Regions from separate parts of the Mus musculus genome. Here region 2 is linked to region 1. A link is a loop called in an ENCODE intact Hi-C map of the cell type or tissue named here. Cell type or tissue: heart. All regions are shown on one strand.

Region 1 (8,000 bases):
AGTAGCTGGACCTAGTCTTGCTGGTTAGCTCAGAGGCTTGAGTTTGATGGCAGAACAAAGTGACCTACATAGGGCTCTGCTTTCCAGCTTCGGTGGGTCTGCAGCTTGGGGTACAAGGAGAGTGGTTTTAAAGAAGTAGAGGTAATGTGGTGGAGAATTCTGTTTACATTTTCAGCAGGAGGGGTACCCTGAATCAGTAAATATTGGTAGTTAAAGCCTCTGACATTTGATACATTAAAAAAAAACTTGTTTATAAAAACATTTAGGCCTCGGGAACAGGTAGACTGGGTAAGATGATTATGTCCTGTCCAATCACAGATAAAAAACTTAGGAAAGGTGTTTTTTGGCTGCCTCAGGAAATAGACTTTCAGGGCGTTGGGAGATAGAAGAAGAATCCACAGAAAGATAGGGCTGGGGATAGAGAAGCTATCTGTTCACTTGCAGCCTCAGGATTTAGGGATCAGAAGGTGCTACTTTTAGCCTCCCCCCAACCCGCTTCCTGCTTTTAAAATTGAAACCACCACCACCACCACCACCACCAACAACAACAAAAAGTAGGGGTATGGATTCGTAGCTCCAGATAGCATCCTCACAAGTGATAAAAGAAATGGACAACATGGGACAGAAAAGGGGCTGTAAAAAATGCTAATCTGACCATCACTCCTCACTGACAGCACCATTATCAGTTAATTACTACAATCCAGGGGTCTAAAGCTTCATGGATCTTAGGAACTCAAACCCAGAGACTAGAGTGGTAGGATAGCGTTCTGTAGGTGGCTGGAGAGAGGGGACCAGTGGGTAAATTTTGGTGGTATCTACCATGAGTAGTTGGCTGGCTCTGAGTTATACTTACTGCAATTGTTCATTTTTTTTCTTTTTAGCATCTTTTGACACATTTTACTTCCGTAATTTCGGACTGCCAGGTAAACTTGCTGCTTTGGCAAACTCTGAATCTAAGATGCTATTTTAAATTAGTCCCTAGTTTAGAAAGTCTGTCCCACCCCAGGGGGTGATTATGAGGGAACTAACAGGGTGATGTGACAGGGAAGTTGGCATTTGGTGATCAGGAAGAAGGTGGAAGAATGTGGTTGTATAGTTTCTAACTTAGATGTCAGCCTGCTCCCTCACTCTTGGGCTGTACAAGCAGGCCCTCTGGTGAGCTGCTCTTTAAGATACACATTTAGAATTCTCAAGCACCATAGATCTGTGATGACGCTGGTTGTGGGCCATTCTGGGTGCCTAGGGAGGAATACCATAGAGGATTATCTCTCCCCCGGGAGGCTAAGGGCCGAGTGGCCCTGGGTCTGCACATCATCACAGGAAGGCAGCCCAGGTTTAGGGGAGTGTTGGAGATTCTGTGTCCATAATCCTCTTTGAGGCTGATGGTGTATCTACAGCTCTGTACATCACAAGCTCAGCTGAAGGGGCAAGGCTAGTTTCAAACATTTACTTTGTGTCCATGTTATTTGTCTCTTTTCTCTTACTACCACTTTCTCAAAAGACTCAAAGGGCAAGAAAAAGGCTGGGGAACCCGTTGCAAACATTTTTTGCCCTATGTGAGATATGACTTTTAAGCTCTGTTTTAAACTAAATATTTTTTTAAACTTCAGTCTCTTTTTAAGGGGAAATACAGATCTTTTCCAAATATTTATTATTTCAAAGGCAAGGGCAATTTTGTATCTCGTGTTTTGCTCATGAGTACTCCAAATAAACTGGATCTGAAAAGAACCAGGCCAGAAGGCCATAAACACACATTTTATATTTACAGGAATTATGACTCAATTCCCTTCATCATCTTTCAAGTCCCCCTATTACCTTCCTTCCTGAACTGAGGTAGTAAACTGATTGGGAAGACTCCTCAAAATACCTGTAACAAAGTGAACTCCAGAACATGCTAAGAACCCCAAAGGAATTCCAAACCCAGAAGGTGACAGGAAAATGAATCTGTTACTGAAGATGTAAACCTCAGCCTCACCTGCTCCAAAGACACTGTTTCTGCCACACTCAGGATCCCCTGCAGGCCTTTTCCCTCCTGGGAAGGCACTATGTCACTTTTCATGTTAGCCACTTAGTCCCACCATGTTTTAGGACATCCAGAACAAGGCCTATGGGCTGAGTGGCAGCCAAAGCTTCCCTCTGAGAGAGCCCTTTTTTTCCTTTTTCTTTTTGGGTATTTGTGTACAGACATGACAAAATTGTTTCAAAGTAGACAGCTGTAAAGTAGGGAATCTGGTCGATTGAACTTTTATGTCCCATTCAAAAAATGAAGGGCAGGAGAAGGTGCCCTTGACTCTTATGTGGCTTTCTTTTCTTCTGAGGAATTTCTTCTTGGATTTGGGGGAAGGGTGGGGCATTTGGGGAGTAAACCCCCCTGCCACAGGTTCTCCATTCAAAACAGATCTGTGCAGACAGAGGAGGCGGGGGGGGGGGGCTGGTTCAAAGGCAGGGATGGCTGTGGAGAGGATGATAAAAAAAAATGAACCCTTCAGTCCAGTTGTGCCTAGGAAATAGCAAAGTCAAGGTTTCCTATGTCCCTGTACATTTTTTTCCTATTTTTCTGCTCCCTCTTTTGCTTTCCCCAATTTTACTCCCCAGAAGTGTTGTGGTTTATATTTTATTTAACCCTGTCACTGAACCTGAGACTTATGGAAGAATGAAGCACTAGTTTGTCCTTAGATTCTTTATGGAAAATCCTACTATCCATTATGACCAGCAGTTGGTATTCTATTTTCTTCAATAACCCATGATTGCATTCTTGCATTAACGGGAAAATATGTGGAGAGTTCTCATTGATGAAGAAGGATTTGGTACTGTGACAGGTATCCGTAAATTAAAAATACTCATTCAGACTAAAGGCAGCATAAAATGTCCTGTGAACTGGCATTGCAAAGGATAATACTATATATAATACCATTAAACATAATATATGTTATTATACTTGTCTCAAGAAGTATGATAGATCTGATCTTTGCCACTTTGCAGTAGAATCCTGAGTTTAGAATAAAATGTTATAAGACAATACATCCCACAGGATTTATAAAACATACACAAAGAATTGCACACACAGAAATATTTCAGTGCTGGATGTGCATTTGAGAGGTAGACCCTGGCTTTCACTCACAGAACTTAAAAATAAGCAATTAAAAAAACCCCGCAATAATACAAATAAAAGTTAATTATAAAGAGAATTATTTCTTCCAAGCTGTAAACAAGTCATTTAGAATTCAGACGAGAACATGGCTATGATTTTGTATTTATACTCTTTGGAACTAGCTAGCAGTGGATTTAAGCAAGCATGCCATGCAGTCTGGGATTGAGGATAAGTAGGAATGAAATGGCTGCTTAACACGTGGAGCTTCTGAGGCATCATTTGTGGGACTGAAGGACTGACTTGTGACTGGAGCCCCTTTCCTTCCCAGTTCTAACTGCCATGTTGAGGGTACTCCTTGGAAGACTCCCCAACGTGACTTTATTTGCTGCACGGCATAGATGGATTTTTTTTTTTTTTTAACCTCTGACAGTTCACTCCAAGCCTTTCCTGCATTCTTCTACAGTCTTTGCTTAGAGACAAGGGACTTGAGCCAGGATAGGTTAGGTTTCAGGTTAACAAAAAGAAACACTTTTATTGTCAATATTAATGGCAAACTTCGATTTTTACAAGGCCTGGGTTTAGCAGATCAAAAGCAGCTTGTCTTGATTTCTCAATATTCTCTGGAGTTTAGACAATTAACTGCAATTTTGGTTCTAATGAAACAATATGAGAAAGCTAGTTGCAAAAAACATTGGTAAAGTTAGCACTGGGATACAGATTTTTACCTGTACATAACATATTATGATCTAGTAATTTATCCCTTCAACTGGAGCTGAGTTTGGAAGGAGCATTCCTTTAAGAAAATATGTTCAAGCACCGTCCTCACTTGCAATGTCATGAGTCTTTTTCAGAGTGTGCATTCCACGGTTGCCTTTCTGGCTGGGTAAGGATCCGGCAGACTGAGGTCTTCCTGGTAATTTGGGTACACCAAGTCTCCAGTTAATGATAGATAATCAGCCTTTGGGTCATTCGGTCATTCTCTTATTACAAACCCCTCCTGCTCTCTCTGATCTCCTTTCAAACTAAATTTCACACAAACAAATAAAGCAAGACAGGGACAAATTCTCAAAAAAAAAAAAAAAAGAGGGAGAAATATTAGAAACTTCTGATACAGAACTCTAAACAAGGAAAGGCTAGCTAAAAGAGGATAGGAAAGAACATCTTATCAAATTGAACATGCTGTGTACAAAACATTAAAAGAAAAGGATCTGGTTTCTGTTAAAGTGACAGAAAATTAAAATAAAAATAATTGCAGGCAGCAAAGTTATAATGTAAATAGAGAAGGCAGGATGCTTGCTGGAAATGCGCAGCACTAGGAGGCAAATTTGTTGTTACAGATTATGTATCTGCACTCTGATTGGAGAAGCGCTACTTTGTTCTATTTTCCAAAAGAGAATGCTTTTCTTTTTAATACTTGTGTGAGAGTGCTCATTTAAGTCAACACAGGCCCCAAACCCTAGGACTAAAAAAGTGGAACCGCATTTTTCTTGCAAAGCATCCAACTTCAAAGGAGGCAAATGTTTGCATACAGGAAAAGGAGAATTCCATTTCGAATACATTTGGAGACTTCACTAAATCCGTGGGACTGATGCTTTTTTTTTTTTTTTTTTCTTTTGCCGACAGAAGGCACAGTTCATTCTCGAGCAATTCGTCACCTCCTGGGGGTCTTCTCTTCCCGTCTACAGGAGAGTGTGACTTCAGAAAGAACTTCGGATTGGCCAAGGTATATGTCAGATTAGACCCCAGGGAAAAGAGCAAAGGTGTAGGGCTCATGCAGTCAAGGTCTCTGGTGAGAGCGCCCCTAGTGCCGTTTTACTGTCTCTGCTCTTGAAAATTCCCTTTGATACAAGTTCCAAAGCTAGTCACAGACGACCAACTTTGATCATTTCCAAACCTCGGGCTTTCGATCTTAAACCTGGTTGGAATTTTGGCTCAAGACTAGATCAACCTGCCATTCTCCAAGATAGAAGTGGAGCTGTGAAATGAATGTTGGTGATAACCAGACTCCCACATTGTCGCCAAATGTGGGTCTGGCACCTTTTGATTTGACAACCTCTTTGACAAAAAAGGCTTACCTTCCCAAGCTAGAGAAGAACCTACACTTCACTGTTGCCTCTAGGTCTTTCCTGAGTGTTTCCACCTCATAAGAGGCCTTCTGGTTAGCTTCCCCCCTTGCACCCATATCAAGCCTTCCATTCTCTGAACTTTCTGGTGAAACCACGCAGATGTAGTTTGTAGTTCTCAGGGTGCAGATCTTTCACTTTACGCGTCTGTGTCCTCTAACAACACAACTAATGCTTCCGCACAAAAAGATGCCCTCAAAGCTGGTGGAAAGGCGATTTAGAGAAATCCGGGTGTTCTAATTGCAATCAGGTTGTGTTGTTTTACTCTATTTTGAAGGCCATTAAAGCTGGTGAGCGACTTGGAAGTCATTTAGAAAGGAACAGACCTTCAACCTCAAGCCTTTGCGGGCACTGGGAAAGTGTCTTCCCAATCAATCTGGCTTGCAGGCGGCAGGACCAACTCTGACCTGGCTTATCTTGTACCCATCCTAAATACACCAAACTCAAGAGGTAGCCAGGGCCGCCTCAACACCGAGGTCAGTGCTCTGGGTGCCTTAGTTTCTCTCTTTATTCAAACAGTGGTGGAAATGAAAGAGGGATGTGAGCTAGATTAAAAGGATCAAGGGAGAGTGTTGCCTGATACCAAGCTGCGCTCAATAATTATTTACATCTTTTCCTCCTGCCTCTTCATTTCTTCTTTTCTTTTCTTTTCTTTTCTTTTCTTTTCTTTTCTTTTCTTTCCTTTCCTTTCCTTTCCTTTCCTTTCCTTTCCTTTCCCTTCCTTTTCTTTCCTCTTCTTTCCTTTTCTTTTCTTTTCTTTTCTTTTCTTTTCTTTTCTTTTCTTTTCTTTTCTTTTCCTTTTTTAATATTTAGTTGCTTTTATTTTAAATTCACCTCCGGAGATAGCTGCTTGGGAGTCAGCGGTCCGAGTGAGGCCTTCCGGTGGTGGGGCAGCGATGCTCAGAGTGCTGCAACGACTCCCACGCAGGGGAATCGAGGTGGGGGTGGGGTTGTGGGAACTGTTACTCGTGTACCGACACCGACCAGTGGTCCAGGCCCTGGGATGAATGCTGGATCTCTCCCCTTTTATTCCGGCCAAATTCTCATTCCATTCCCATGCCCTTCTGTGGAGTGGACTGGAGGAAGCAAGTCCACCACGTTCCGGTCAGGACAGATCCTCCGCTGGGAACTAACCAGGGGTTGATATCTTCCTCCAAGACCTTTTCGCCCGATGCGGGCATGAAGGGGTTAACTGCTCACCTCGGAGCCCCGGGTGCTGAGGGAAGGCCACCGCTTCCCCCAACACCCCCGGTCTCATTAGGGAAAACCCTCGCCGCTATTTTCGACATTTCCTCAATCAAGTGCCCTGAACTAGAGCTGCAAAAACAAATTGGCGGCAAAAGCGTAGATCTTGTCAGGATGGAGGCGAATCCAACATTTCAGCCTTGTTTGCTTTGAAATTACGGGCTTGGCTGGTGCCTGTGGTGCCACCAGGGCAAATGTGCTGCCGCCCGCTCACTCTGAACCCAGAGCCATTGGTGGAAGCGACCGCAGGGCCACTGCTGGAGAGGAGCGAGGGGTGGGGGTGGGGAGCGGGTGAAAGTGGGGAGGGGGGCGCACTAAAGTGACCTGGTCGCTAGGAGCTGGCGGAGCCCTAGCCCAAACCCCTGTGCAAAGGGCTCTCAGCGTGGAGTTAGACACTGGCTTTCCAGTTTCCTGGCCGAGCCACCAAGGTATATGCAACATTTGTAAAATGCAGATTCCACATATGGACACCAGTGTTGTTTCTTCAGCTTCCTTTCTGTCCCCTGCTTCTCTTCCCCTCTCTCCTGTCCTCTTCAGTAACATTTTCTCCAGTAAGTGTTAGCGGTTGCTGGATTTCTGCCTGCTCCCTCGCTGTTAAACTGCTAGCATGATTTGTCGTATTTGCCAGAGCTGTTTGTTCTTGTTTGACTTTTTGTACAGAGTTCCTTTAAATCTCCTGCAAGAACCATTCCCGAAGTTCCTAGGACAGGCTTTTCCACACATGTGCTAGGGGGCATGTAGCTCACTTTTCTTTCTCTCTGGGGTAGTCTCCCCTCGGTGTTGGGAGCCTCTTCTGTGTCAGGAGAACAGTAGTTAAGTTAGTTCCTAAGCCTTATATTTCACAGACAATTAAATCTTGGCGGCTGTTTAACGAAATTGTAATATTTACTCTGCTCTATACTAAGGAGCACTTTTGGAGTAAAAAAATAGCAAATATTGCATTTCAAACAGAAAATATAATAATAAATCTCTTTTTTATGGATTCTCCCTGCATAAGTAGAAACAACATGATTTAAAGTCTCCCTCAACCCCCCCTTTTCAAGAACGGCTGGAACTGGAAGAGGCTGTCATCTAAAACTCACTTCCACCCTCGACAGGGAGGCACCTGCATGATGGGGAAACTTCTCCCTCCATTCTGATCTTTATCACATGTAATAAGGATTATCAAATAGTGAGGTCTTGTATGAAAAGTCTTTTTATATGGATTCAAGAAAGATGGGTTAATGTGAGTAGCTATGACTTTATAGCACTTTGCAAACAGATGGGCCATTTTCCTTTCATGAGGCTTTTACAGTAGGGGAAGTTGAGGAAGGGAATATTTTTTATGAGACTCTGCATTCATAACGACATGAAGTATGTTACTGAAGAATGTTTAAGGTACAGTGTGTTTTTGTTTGTTTGCCATAAACTAAATTTGTAGCCATGATGACCAATAAGCAATCTTTTTTTTTCATAGTTTAAACATTTTTCTCTCGTTGGTTTTCAATCCCAGCTAGATTATAATTTCACTGTTCTGTCGCCTCCTCTCTGTCTTAATTAAA
Region 2 (8,000 bases), 180 kb after region 1:
TTATTGGTTTAGAGCTTGTCATTTAGTTAGACCTGCTGGCCAGTGATCTCCAGGAATCAATCCTTTATGTAGGTTCTAGGCAATAGATTCATGTCCTCATGTTTGCATTGCATGAACATTACTTACTGAACTATCTCCCTTGCCAATCAGTTGCTAAGTTGCCATGTGTCTGATGAGCCATGTCCTTACTTCCTTCATAACTAGCCCATTTTGGTTTTTACCCTTTGTATCTCAGAATATCATCAAGATTATTATATAACTTTTAAATATATTTGTTTGTTTATGTCTATGTGTGTTTTACAGGTGTATATGTCTTTGTATTATGTTCATGCCTAGTGCCCATAGTGACCAGAAGAGGGTGTTGAATCTGCTGGAACTTGAGTTACAAATGATTGTGAGCCCTTATGTGGTTGCTGGGACTCAAACCTGAGTCTCCTAGAAGTCAGATCAGGGTTCTTAACCACTGAGCCATTCCTCTAGCCCACAAATTTTATTCCTGACACCCCTGATCAACTTTATTTTCGATATTTGAATTTCCTAAAAGAAAGCTTTATTTGTTTTATGTCTTTATACTTCAAAATACATTGGGGTTTCTGTAAATATGAATTCGCTATTTTGTATCTTTATATCATCAGAGTCCTGCTCAACATTTGCCCAGGAGGCAAAGGGACAGATGTATAAAACTCTGGTATGAATTACGCAGTCTGTCTCCAGAAGCTTCTGCAATTGGATATTAATAATACATTATGCCACTCCAAACTTTCAGGACTTCAATACATAAACAATTGAGAATCAACAGGATAGGTTTGCTTCTGTTACTTAATCCTGGATTAAGAGACAAGGCTTAGATATGGGGCAACTGCCTGTTTCAGCATTCTTTGTGCTTCTAGAAAACCCAGTTTTGTTTTTTGACCTTTTTTTTAAAACTCATGATATTGCATATGATTTGCAATGATGCAAATCATTGGTACACACCCTCTCAGTTTCTAATTTTTAATTCATGTTTGGTACTTAACTATCAGAGGTATTCATTACTTGAATTCTTTTCATATTAAATAGTTGGCAAATAACTTTCTTGTAGAAGTGTTCTGACTTCAATTTGTCTATTTCACAATTTTACAGATTTTCTTAAATTCTAATTTTTTTGTTATTTCTTTTTTTAAAATTAGGTATTTTCTTCATTTACATTTCAAGTCCCCCATACCCTCCCCCTCCACTCCCCTACCCACCCACTCCAACTTCTTGGCCTTGGCATTCCCCTGTACTGAGGCATATAAAGTTTGCAAGACCAATGGGCCTCTCTTTCCACTGATGGCCAACTAAGTCATCTTTTGATACATATGCAGCTAGAGACACGAGCTCCGGGGTACTGGTTAGTTCATATTGTTGTTCCACCTATAGGGTTGCAGATCCCTTTAGCTCCTTGGGTACTTTCTCTAACTCCTCCATTGGGGGCCCTGCGATCCATCCAATAGCTGACTGTGAGCATCCACTTCTGTGTTTGCTAGGCCCCGGCATAGTCTCACAAGAGACAGTTATATCAGGGTCCTTTCAGCAAAATCTTGCTAGTGTATGCAATGGTGTCAGTGTTTGGAGGCTGATTATAAGCTAAATTCTCACATATACTTCCCTTTGTTTGATGGGACTTTATTTTGTAAAGTTGACATGTTTGCATATTCTTCAAACATTTTAAATACTTCTATAGCTACATTTAATAATAACAATCTCTATTATTTATCGAAAATGTGGACCAGGTGCTGCTCTATTAGTCTTAACCACTTTGTAGTAATTGCATACCATATTAGGAAACTCATACCCAAAGAGGTTAAATCATTTGCTTGTTACTGGCCTAGTATGGTTGTGAACTTTGATGAAGCTCTATGATTTACCTCTAAGGCATGTATTATCAAACTAGACCATAATCACTGTAAACAGAATTATAAAACCCTTTTAAAATTTGGTAGTAGATTGTCCTTCTATTTTACATTTGTCCTTCTATCTTACATTGGGTTTACTTTTAGATTTTCTTCAGAGACTTGAAGTTCTTGTCATACAGATCTTTCACTTGCTTAGTTAGTCACACCAAGGTATTTTATATTGTTTGTGAAAGGTGTTGTTTCCCTAATTTCTTTTTCAGCCTTTTTATCCTTTGAGTAGAGGAAGGCCACTGATTTGTTTGAATTAATTTTATATCCGGCTACTTTGCTCAAGTTTAGGAGTTCTCTGGTGGAGTTTTTGGGATCACTTAAAAATACTATCATATCATCTGTAAATAGTGATATTTTGACTTCTTCCTTTCCAATTTGTATCCATTTGACCTCCTTTTGCTGTCTAATTGCTCTGGCTAGGACTTCAAGTACTAAATTGGATAAGTAGGGAGAGAGTGGGCAGCATTGTCTAGTCTCTAATTTTAGTGGGATTGCTTCAAGTTTCTCTCTATTTAGTTTGATGTTGGCTACTGGTTTGCTGTATATTGTTTTTACTATGTTTATGTATGGGTCTTTTTTTTTCCATTTTTTATTAGGTATTTAACTCATTTACATTTCCAATGCTATACCAAAAGTCCCCCATATCCACCCACCCCCACTCCCCTGCCCACCCACTCCCCCTTTTTGGCCCTGGTATTCCCCTGTACTGGGGCATATAAAGTTTGCAAGTCCAATGGGCCTCTCTTTCCAGTGATGGCCGACTAGGCCATCTTTTGATATATATGCAGCTAGAGTCAAGAGCTCCGGGGTACTGGTTAGCTCATAATGTTGTTCCACCTATAGGGTTGCAGATCCCTTTAGCTCCTTGGTTATGTATGGGTCTTGAATTGATCTTTCCAAGACTTTTATCATGAAGGAGTGTTGGATTTTGTCAAATGCTTTTCTATTATTGTGTTTCATGAAAACTTCTGTTGGGATTTGTTTTAGCTCTGCATCATCATAACAAAAAATACTGTAATATAATTAGCTAATAAATAAAAAGTTTCATTTTGTTCTTGGATCTGGAGTTTCTGGTTTAAGAATAATGACTCAATCATTTTGGAACCCTGGGGACCACAATATATCTGTTACAGAACAGACCAATCCCACTGTAGAACAGGAAACAAACAAGAAAAACTGACTAGGGTCCACTGATCTAATGATCCTCCATAAATCCTCACTTCCTGATAGTCTAAAACATTTTGCAATCCTTTAATACACAGTCCTTTGGTGGAACATCCCATATATAAATGATAGCAGATTCTAGTGAGCCTTGCTTTGAAAATTTAGATTATTTAAAAAAAATCAGTATTACTCACAGAGTATATTTAGTCTTTTCTAAATTCACATGTTCAAATTTACCTATATTTTTGAGGTAGATTTCAGGAGGTGATCATGTTAAAGCAAAGTCGTTTATATACCTTTTAAATTCACCCAAATGACTTTTCTTTAATATGATTTTCTTCTGAAATCTCTACATACACATATATTCACATATGCATAGATATATGTATATATATATGTATAGATAAACATACATATATTCATATGTACATATATACACATATACATATATGTATCCATATATACATATATACATATATGTGTATACATACACACACATATATATATATATTTATATATATATCAAACACACACACACACACACACACACACACACACGTAGTAGTTGGAACCACAAAGTCTATCGTTAAAAAAATCCATAATAGAAAACCCAGATGGAAACTTCAGAAAAAAATATTAAAAATCAAACATACACATTTTATTATACATTGAATATGCTTATTGAATAATCTAGTATTTACTCTTTAGGGAATTTACAGTGACTAAAGTGAATTAGAAATAAGATTAACTATGATTTTTTCAGCTTTTTTGATTCAGTTGTTACTGGTGGAAGTATTTTTAGAATTCATTTGAGCATAATAAAGTTCTGCTGTTATTGGACCATCAGACGCAATTGGCACAGCAGGACATTTCAACAGTTGCTTAGAGTTAACAGTCACTGTAGGACCTTTGTGATCAGCTAAGGTTATTTTTAAACCTAACTCTAGATAACCCAGAGAAGCTTTTCTCTGTATTACACAGTCATCTTGGTGGCAGTGCCATGGTGGTGGCGGCGCGTTGGCTCCTGGCACTACCCTCTGCTGTATTTGCTATGGACAACATTTATCACTAAGACACTGAAAACAGAGTCAAAGGAGGAGGCGTGCTACTTTAATTAGGAAGTTCACACCTCATTTATTTAGGAATTCTCTGTTGCATGGGATATTTTTCTTGTTTTTTTGAGGAAAACATTTAGCATTAATGGAGTTTTGATATAATTAATCACTTCTATTCTGTAGTATCCCTCTATCAAGCAAATTCCTTGTGTTTCAGTTTCTTGGATACTACTAGAAGAACTCTGTATCCATTGAAGTCAACGACAAAACAGAAACACGCTAAATAATGTGATTAAAGTTGTTAAAAGCCAAAATAAACACTTATAATTATCTCAAGGAAAAACGGTGTTAGGCAAGCGTGGTCTCTATAAAGGGGGACTCAGTGTGCGTCTTTTAGACCCTGCTGCACAATAGATCATAGTTTAAAGTCTGTTAACAGACCCCTGATGGCTGGGCTAGGTAGCTTGTGGTTTTCTTCTGAGCCTATTGGCACAAGATGAATTTATGTGTGAGGTGCAAATTGGAAGTTGCCTTCTCTTGGTGCCCTTGGCAGAACAGAAATCATACTGTAGGGCTAACAGCAGGAAGTACATTGCTTTGAAATTACCCAGCAGGGTGTCTACTTGCTGCTCTCGCTGCCTGTGAGACAAGGGTCTTATACTGTCTGGCCATGATTAAAATCAAAGTGTAGGCTGCTTTGTTGGGTGCCAGTAAACTTAGGTGAAAACCAGAAACAATCTGGAGTTTTAATTATTTTAAAATGCAATGTTGGCAAGAAAGAAAGATGAAAGCATTTTTGACTAATCTGTCCCAATTATTCCATATTAATGAATGTGCAAAAAAAAGGCAGAGAGAGAGAGAGAGAGAGAGAGAGAGAGAGAGAGAGAGAGAGAGAGAGAGTTTTAAACAAGAGGCTTTGCAACATACCTTATGCCATAAAATATATCTATGTGAGGACACCATTCAAAAATTCTCAGAGAATTTATATATGAAGTAAGTGTGGGATAGAATTTCTTGGCTAATTACCGAATTAAAGTAGCCCATTTTAAGTAGAATATTTCATGCCCTAATCAAAACATGGTTAATTTGTGCAGGCTGGACAGAGTTAGAGATGCTGGAATTCTCAGCTTCTGGATGCTTTCTCTTCAACGTTGCTTTCTATGAGGGGTCTTACAACCCAAGTCACAGGCTTAGACATTGCCACTTCTAATAACCTTCTGTGCTGATGTGTAAGATTATTGGAAAATATGCAACTAAACCACCCATAAATGCTGAGGATTCATACATAAGTAACAAGATTTATTGAATATCTTCTATGCAGTAGGGAAGGACTGGGTAGGTGCAGGGAAGCAGACATAAGGGAAGACATAAAATTAAATAATCATTTACATGTTAGCCTGGAAACTAAAAAAATAGCCAATTATGAGATGTCCAGTGTGTCATACAATAATCTTAGTTATTACCTAACTTAGCAGCTGATATTTATCATACAGAGGTGTGGGCATTCTATGTTTTCTCTTTTTATCATAATTGGCTCGAACTTATTTTTTAAAGTCCCAACAGGAGGAAAAATAATCTACCACTCTGATCAGTGTGTAACATACAATGTGTATCACTTTGTAACATTAGCAATGTCTTTTAAAATGGGATATGTAGGGATGTACTTTCCAATGAAAACTTACTGGTGTACAGTTTCTTTCAATAACTCAATTTACCCAGCCATAAACATGTGCGTAGTTCCTCTAGAAACCTTGGTAAATCCCGTATTTCAAATGCCAATGATGGACATTGCTCTTGAGTTATCAGGTCTATTCAGGCAATGGGGAAATCACATGTGTATCTTCTTTCACTTGAAATTCAGGATAATATTAAACAGAATAATATTAGAGAGCTGTTACAAATATCTTTTCTGAACCTAGCAGCTATGACTTTGCTTTGTTTCTTGTTCCTGTATCTTTGTTGTGTTTATATTCCTTTATCTTAGTTTGTTTTATTTAATAGACATGCAAATGGAGGATTCAAACTGCCCCTGGTTTTAAGAAGTTAATATGAAACTCGGCTGCTTAGCATTTAAATTCGTTTATGAAAATTAAACCCCATGGGTGGAAATATATTCTTCTCAATATGAGCTATTATTTGAAGATTTTTTTTCCTCTCAGGCTTTCATTCTAATCAGGCTTTAATATTGTTCTCAAACTAACCATTAATTTAATAAGCATAGTAATTTTATTCGGGAAAAATTTCCGTGACATTTGCTGAAGCAAATGTACACATTCGGTACTCTATCCCAGCAGCCCCAGGAACTGCTGTGCTGAAGTCCCTCCCTCTAAACTTTACAAGCATCAGTTCATGCTCTTCCTGGGTCGCTGTGACACCCTAATGCTCTACCCCTTCTACAGGTGTCATGGTGATGCTCCCAAGTTGCTCGCCTTGTTTTGTAAACAAAGTTAATATCAACTTTTAATTGACGAATAGATGCTGATGGCCGAGGCATTACGCTTATAAAATATTTTATGATCATTAAAAGAATGCTTGGCAAATATACCAGAGTACATCTGTATGTTTTTGATGTGACTACTACAAAGCACTTTGATTTTACAGTTAAAATTGGAATGCCAATTGGAATAGGATAAGAGAGCATGCATGTCATTTTTGTTTTTTATTTTAATTAGTATTTAATGCATTTATTATCAAATTTCAGTATTTGCTCCAGTGGTTGTTTTTCTTTTTGTTTTTTTTTTTTTAAACAACTTGCCCATGATTTAAAAAAACAAAACTCACAAACCCCAATTACTATTTGCATTTACAGGTAGAAACTGAAATTCAATTAGTGTCAAAGTGAGGGTCAGTATGGAATTTTTCAATATTATTTCCAGATTAAGGAAGGTTTAAAAATTTCACATTCTCTTTATCTTTTTCTGATCTTTACATGTCTATATATGAAAGAGGGTAATAAACTTTAACCATGGAGGCTGTAAAATGGATTTCAGAAAGAAAATAATTAGCAACATATGGCGTATTTTCACACATATCATTGAATCTTCCTTCCAGTTTCTTAGGGTAAGTAAAGTGGTTTTGAGTCCGTGTCTCTTTTGTTTTGCCACTGTGCATTCTTTTCTTGAGACTTCATTCACTACCATGTATTAAATTATAATCTCTCTCCATGCTTGTAATATACCTATGCCCCTTATGTCTCTGACAACCTCTGAAAAATCTATCTTTGTATGTTGTACATGGATATAAAACGCCATGGAAGCTTATCAGTTTTTCCTGTCACATTTTGTCTTCCAATATGCCTTCATCTTAATCAATGTCCTATCATCTATATGTTTTCTCAAGCCAGAGACCTGGGAGTTATCTCAGACTCCTCTTTCTGTTTATCTCCCCCACCTAATCAATCATGATAATTACATTGCCCCACTGCCTATGAGTCTCTCCCTGTTTCATTCAGACCTTATCATTTCTCACCTGGGTCATTATTATTGGTTTTATTGATTTTTCTTTTTGTCTTTTTAATTTGGTTGTATTGAGTATATATAGTGATAGGATTCAAAAAGACATCTTCATATAAGTATATCACGAATGTTGGCCACATTCAAGTCTCTCCTCTTTTCCCACTTTTTCCTCTTTCTATTTATTTTTTCCTGAAGTCTCCATTCTATTTTATGTTTATAAGAGTATATGTATCTAAATAAATCCTAGGATCTACAAATAGGCAAACCACATATAATGTGTGTATATATATATATATATATATATATATATATATATATATATATATACACACACACACACACACACATACACACACAATGTATTACATAAAAATAAACTGAATTATATTCTTTGTAGG

What was found. Peaks named below come from ENCODE experiments on the same cell type or tissue, not always from the same donor. Only the 100,000 strongest peaks of a DNase experiment are listed, where the experiment ranks them.
Region 2: it touches region 1 in a loop (3-fold over the local background); 5 of 42 quality-filtered maps call a loop at or near these places.

The regions. Positions count from the first base shown.
Region 1 is chr8:57,311,329-57,319,328 of GRCm38, reverse strand. Hand2os1 (Hand2, opposite strand 1) reads left to right here. Exons shown (of 6, transcript NR_154048.1): 3 at 4,715-4,814. Among named protein-coding and RNA genes, the nearest start is that of Hand2os1, 5.5 kb to the left of the region's middle. In heart, a CTCF peak has its summit at 4,893; DNase peaks (open chromatin) are centred at 4,898, 6,498 and 6,638; H3K4me3 peaks cover 7,409 bases; H3K27ac peaks cover 7,788 bases.
Region 2 is chr8:57,130,963-57,138,962 of GRCm38, reverse strand. No RefSeq gene overlaps it. Among named protein-coding and RNA genes, the nearest start is that of Hand2os1, 190 kb to the left of the region's middle. In heart, no CTCF peak of the experiment used is centred here; a DNase peak (open chromatin) is centred at 4,062.